2 separate regions of the Homo sapiens genome follow, and region 1 is linked to region 2. A link is a contact called in ENCODE Hi-C or POLR2A ChIA-PET data. All regions are on one chromosome and are shown on one strand. Each heading gives the region's core, a stretch centred on a gene start or an enhancer-like site at or near the end of the contact. The rest is flanking DNA. Distances are from core to core; before and after follow the strand shown.

Region 1 (2,700 bases), core at 140-2,639, 160 kb before region 2:
CTGAGATCTTCTCTGAGGCTGCTGTGCTCTCAAGGTTTGACTTGGGAAGGACCCACTGCCACACTTACTCATGTGGCTGTAGACAGACCTCAGAAGATTTGCTTCCCAGCTCATTCAGTAGACCTCTGCACAGGCCACCTCTTGACATGGCGTCTGGCTTCCCCAGACCAAGGTGGAAGGAACAGTCTTTTTAAACCTCATCTAGGAAGTGATATCCCATACTTCAGTTGTCTATTTATTAGAAGCAAGTCAATCAGTCCAGCCACACTTAAAATGAGGGTATTATACAAGGGTGTGAATACCAGGAGGCAGTGATCGTTGGAGGCCCTCTTAGAGGGTGCCAAGTAAGATGGGGTCAGCAGGAGTTGCTGATTGATTGGCTTTTGAGAGAAAAACCAGTCAAGGATGACTTCAATATTTTTGGCCTGAACTACTAGAGGTACAGTTACTGAGATAGGGAAGAGTGGAGTAGGGGGAGCAGGTTTAGAAGAGGTAGTCTACGTTAAGTATGAGAAGCTTGATAGACGACCACGTGAGAAGGTGAGTAGACAGTTGAAAACTAGCCTGTTGGTTAGGCTAGAGATTGATGCTGGAGATAGGATTTTGGTTTGATTTTATCTAGTGTAGTATTCAACTTAACTTTATAAATTAAGGGTTAGGAGAATATGACCTTCAGTTAAATGCCTAGCTCTGTTATCCTGGAAACCAGATAAAATTGTTTTAACAGTATTGCAATATAAAATCGACCTCTGATTGGGAAATTGCCTCTGGATTGAGAGGAATTAGAAATGCCTGGTGAGTGCTGCTGCTCTTAGAACTGGCATGACCCTGTGGGAAAGGGAATCCTGAAGCTATGCCTTTGGAGTTACTAGAGACGTTGGCTCTGGTGGAGCGTAAAGCTTTGAAGTTAGGGCAGCTCCTGCACCTGTCTCATGATGCTCTCATCTCCCTTGAGCCTGAGCTGTGTCATCTAGGGAGTTAAAGAAAATAGCTTCTGGGCCGGGCGTGGTGGCTCACACACAGCACCTTGGGAGGCCAAAGCAGGCAGATCATGAGGTCAGGTGATCGAGACCATCTTGGCTAACACAGTGAAACCCCGTCTCCACTTAAACTACAAAAAAAAATTAGCCGGGCCTAGTGGCGGTCGCCTGTAGTCCCAGCTACTTGGGAGGCTGAGGCAGGAGACTGGCATGAACCTGGGAAGCGGAGCTTGCAGTGAGCCGAGATCACACCACTGCACTCCAGCCTGGGCAACAGAGAGACTCTGTCTCAAAAAAAAAAAAAAAAAAGAAAAGAAAAAGAAAATAGCTTCTGGACGGCTGGGTGAGCTGTCACTTGCATGAACAACTGCACAGACTCCCAGGGAGAGGAACATCTGATGCTGCCCAGCTGGCAAGCTGTGATTCCTGTCCTCTGTCCTGAGTTCTCAGATGCCAAGTGTGGCCTATGATAGTCTTATGAGTCTGTTCAGTAGCTGCATAATCTCACCTAGGGAAAGATTTCCCTTAGAGACATTAGCGTTTTGGATAGAATTTTAGTCAGCTTCTCTGTTTCATTTAATGTTCTCTAATCTTATGGGAAACATTAGAAATCTTGTGGAAAAATGAGCTCATTTTATCTCTCTGGTCTAAAGGCCTTCACTTCTTTGAATCTACCAGCCACCAGTAAAGGCTGCTAAGTCCACCAGTACAAAAACAAAAGATGGTGGTGCAAACTTCTTGGATGGGCAGTTGAGCTACACGTGCCTTGAAAATAAGAAACGGATTGCCTAGAACCTAACACAGTCTGCTTACAAACTTGATTCATTCAACAAATATATATTGAGCACCCCCCTATATGTCAGGCCTTGATGGGTTTATATATTCACAGTGGTGAGTGAAATATGTATGGTCTTTGTTCTCTTGTAGTTTATAGGCACTTAATGAATACTAGTACTAATACTGTGTTCTAATTTAGTGTCTTTTTTTACAGTACCTTCATTTTCCTATATGTTTTATTCTCTTATGGGATCAGCAACAAGATATTAATTTCTTCTTCAGGAATTTATATTTAATTTGATTGAGTAGAATACCCTGAAAGTATTTAAGTAGATAACAAATAACATTTTATTTTATTTTGAGGCAGTGTCTCGCTCTATCACCCAGGCTGGAGTTCAGTGGTGCGATCTTGGCTTACTGCAGCCTCGACCTCCTGGGCTCAAGCCATCCTCCTGCCTCAGCACCCGGAGTAGCTGGGGCTACAGGCACGGGCCACCATGCCCGGCTACTGTTTGTATGTATGTATGTATGTATGTATTTAGTAGAGACAGTGTTTTGCCATGTTGCCCAGGCTGGTCTCAAACTCCTGGGCTCAAGCTATCCACCTGCCTTGGCCTCCCAAAGTGTTGACATTACAGGTGTGAACTACCGTGCCCAGCTCAAGTACTATTCTATACTACTTTTTCTTTCTTTTTTTTTCTCTTGTTCTTGTCTTTATTTTGTTCAATGCCAATTTTATTGCCTTCAGTTTTATTCTGAAGTTATCTAATTGCCACCGTCTACACAGTAACACACAGAAGTCTTCATTTTCATTGTTATGGTAGTTAGCATTTATATAGAATTAGTGTAGAAAAGTAGAAAGTTTGGGCTATTTCATGCACGGCTGTATAAAATTATTGTTTTCACTTGTATCAGAAGAAATAAAGATGTGCTTTTTGTGGTT
Region 2 (2,700 bases), core at 93-2,592:
CCAGGTGAATGAGCCTACAGTCATTTTAAGGTGGAAATAATTGGTTAGTTTAGACTATTTCAGCATTTCCAACACCTAGATTCTAGTAGATATTCCTTGAAAAAGGTGTTAGCAGTGGTGAGTCCATACAGGTCTGCAGCAACCTCAATTCTTCCCTCTTCAGAAGAAAATATTTGACACAGAGACCAAGGCAAGTTTTAGAGGAATGAAAGTTTATTCAAAAGCTTTACAGCAGGAATGAAAGGAAGTGAACTTGGAAGAGGGCCAAGGGGGTGACTGGAGAGATCAAGTGCATGGATTCCCCATTGACTTGGGATTTTATATGTTGTCATATTTCCAGGAGCTTGTGTCCCTTGTCTCCTGATTCTTCCCTTGGGTGGGCTCTCCGCATCCGCAGTGGCTGCCAGCACTTAGGAGTGATGCATGCACGGTATGTTTACTGGAGTTGTACGCATGCTCACTCGAGGCATTCTTCTCTTACCAGTTGAATGTTCCTAGAAGGTCATATACCAGTTAAACTTTGCCATTTTGCCTCTTTTTTGCTTGAGCCCACTGGCCCAACTCCTGAGATCTTATCAGGAAACTGCTGATTCCCAGCTTCAGGTGTTTCTATCTATTGGGAGACTGCCTTTCTCTGGTGCTGGCTGTGACCAATTATTATTTTATTTTATTTTATTCTTTTATTTAGATTCTCGCTCTGTAGCCTAGGCTGGAGTGCAGTGGTGCGATCTCGGCTCACTGCAACCTCCGCCTCCCAGGTTCAAGCGATTCTCCTGCCTCAGGCTCCCGGGGAAGCTGGGATTACAGGTGCCCGCAACCATGCCCTGCCAATTTTTGTATTTTTATTAGAGATGGGGTTTCACTGTGTTGGCCAAGCTGGTCTCAAACTCCAGACCTCAAGAGATCCGCCTGCCTCAGCCTCCCAAAGTGCTGGGATTACAGGTGTGAGCCACCGTGCCCGGCCCAATTATTATTTTAGAGAGACAGTTAACAACTGCCTGACCTCAGTGGTTGCCTGACACTCCTGGAGTGGGGCAGGGGAGCCCTCTTCTGCCCTGCTCAGGTCTAACTAGCTACCTACTATCACAAAAGGAGTCTGGTTAAAAAGGTATTGTGGCAAAAGGGAGTATAGTATGGGTTCCCCAACCTTACTTGGCCGCAACACCTTTGTGTGGCTGAGCATCTTGGGATCAGCAGCCTGCAGGACACTGGAAATTGCTGGACTGAAGGTCAGTGATCTGAGAGACAGGAAAGTACCCGCAGCGAGACAGTGCGAAGAGAGCAATTTTAGAAATACTTCTGCTTTTGTTTCTCAGTTTTTGTTTCTCGGTGCTTATTTTTAACCTAAGTAGTAGTCATTTGAAGCTCTCAGAAGCTCATGGGCTCTTATCAGATGAAAGTACCCCAGACCTTGCAGGATTAGGAACATCATCTGGCCTGAACAGAAGGTAAAATTGCTGTCTGATTTTCTTTTTAGAGAAACCTGTTAGTGAAGCTGGCGATTCAGTTCTTTCTGGTATACATTTAGGACCTGTTAAATATATATTCTGCCTCAAGGGGAAATCATATTCTAAAAAGTAAACAATTCATAGGCAATTCTTGTACCTTGAGAATCCATTAATGGCTTTCAGAAGGCAAATTTTGTTGTCAAGGGGACAGGTTATATGGGCAACTTGCTTCTATTAATACTTTTCTGGGCAGATTAACTAAATGAACTAATATTTAACTTGGTCTAATAGAATGTTAGCCAGAACAGTGCCTGGTAACAACAACAATAATACTAGCTAACATTTCTTAAGTGGTCACTATGTCCCATAACTATTATACATGTGTTAACTAATTTAATCCTCACAAAAATGCAATGAGGTAGCTGTTATTTTTACTCCCACTTTATAAATGAGAAAATATAGTAATATAGCATATTTTACATATATACAGTAATATTGTAGCAGGACGAGCTGCAGACAAAACCCCTCAGACACCGAGTTAAGGAAGGGCTTTATTCGGCTGGGAGCGTCGGCAAGACTCACGTCTCCAACAACTGAGCTCCCCAAGTGAGCAATTCCTGTCCCTTTTAAGGGCTTACAACTCTAAGGGGGTCCGCGTGAGAGGATCGTGATCGATTGAGCAAGCTGGGAGTACGTGACTGGGGGCTGCATGCACTGGTAATCAGAACGGAACAGGACAGGGATTTTCACAATGCTTTTCCATATAATGTCTGGAATCTATAGATGACATAACCGCTTAGGTTAGGGGTCGATCTTTAACTACCAGGCCCAGGGCTCAGCGCTGGGCTGTCTGCCTGTGGATTTCATTTCTGCCTTTTAGTTTTTACTTCTTTATTTGGAGGCAGAAATTGGGTGTAAGACAATATGAGGGGTGGTCTCCTCCCTTAATATAGCATAATAGTGAGGCTAGAACCAGTGATTGGCTCTGTATTCATAAGAGTGAGTAACAAAGCAAAGCAGATTTTACAGTAAGTTCTTTCTTTTTTTTTTTTTTTTTTTTTTTTTTTTGAGACAGTCTCGCTCTGTGATCCAAGCTGGAGTGCAGTGGTGCGATCTAGGCTCATGGCCCGCCTCCCAGGTTCAAGCAATTCTTGTGCCTCAGCCTCCTAAGTAGGTGGGGTTCCAGGCCCCAGCCACCACACCCGGCTAATCTTTGTATTTTTAGCAGAGATGGGTTTTCACTATGTTGGCC

The links. Hi-C counts contacts between places; a loop is a spot of excess contacts on that map. ChIA-PET counts read pairs that join two places held with the same protein, here RNA polymerase II (POLR2A). Pooled maps may share reads with other maps.
Region 1: a map of naive thymus-derived CD4-positive, alpha-beta T cell shows a loop between it and region 2 (19-fold over the local background). The contact joins two enhancer-like sites. A Hi-C loop is called at or near these places in 3 of 168 maps with a recorded cell type or tissue (OCI-LY7, naive thymus-derived CD4-positive, alpha-beta T cell and natural killer cell) and 7 of 50 pooled maps. POLR2A ChIA-PET finds 5 or more read pairs at or near these places in 1 of 52 experiments (WTC11).

Annotation. Positions count from the first base shown.
Region 1 is chr12:94,980,865-94,983,564 of GRCh38, reverse strand. The region is part of intron 3 of NDUFA12 (NADH:ubiquinone oxidoreductase subunit A12); the gene reads left to right. Among named protein-coding and RNA genes, the nearest start is that of NDUFA12, 21 kb to the left of the region's middle. Within about 2 kb of position 1,389, at least 3 of the 41 ENCODE cell types and tissues checked have a DNase peak (open chromatin) inside an H3K27ac peak, as active enhancers do.
Region 2 is chr12:94,816,838-94,819,537 of GRCh38, reverse strand. No RefSeq gene overlaps it. Among named protein-coding and RNA genes, the nearest start is that of MIR492, 16 kb to the left of the region's middle. RefSeq lists an enhancer at 978-1,497. Within about 2 kb of position 1,342, at least 3 of the 41 ENCODE cell types and tissues checked have a DNase peak (open chromatin) inside an H3K27ac peak, as active enhancers do.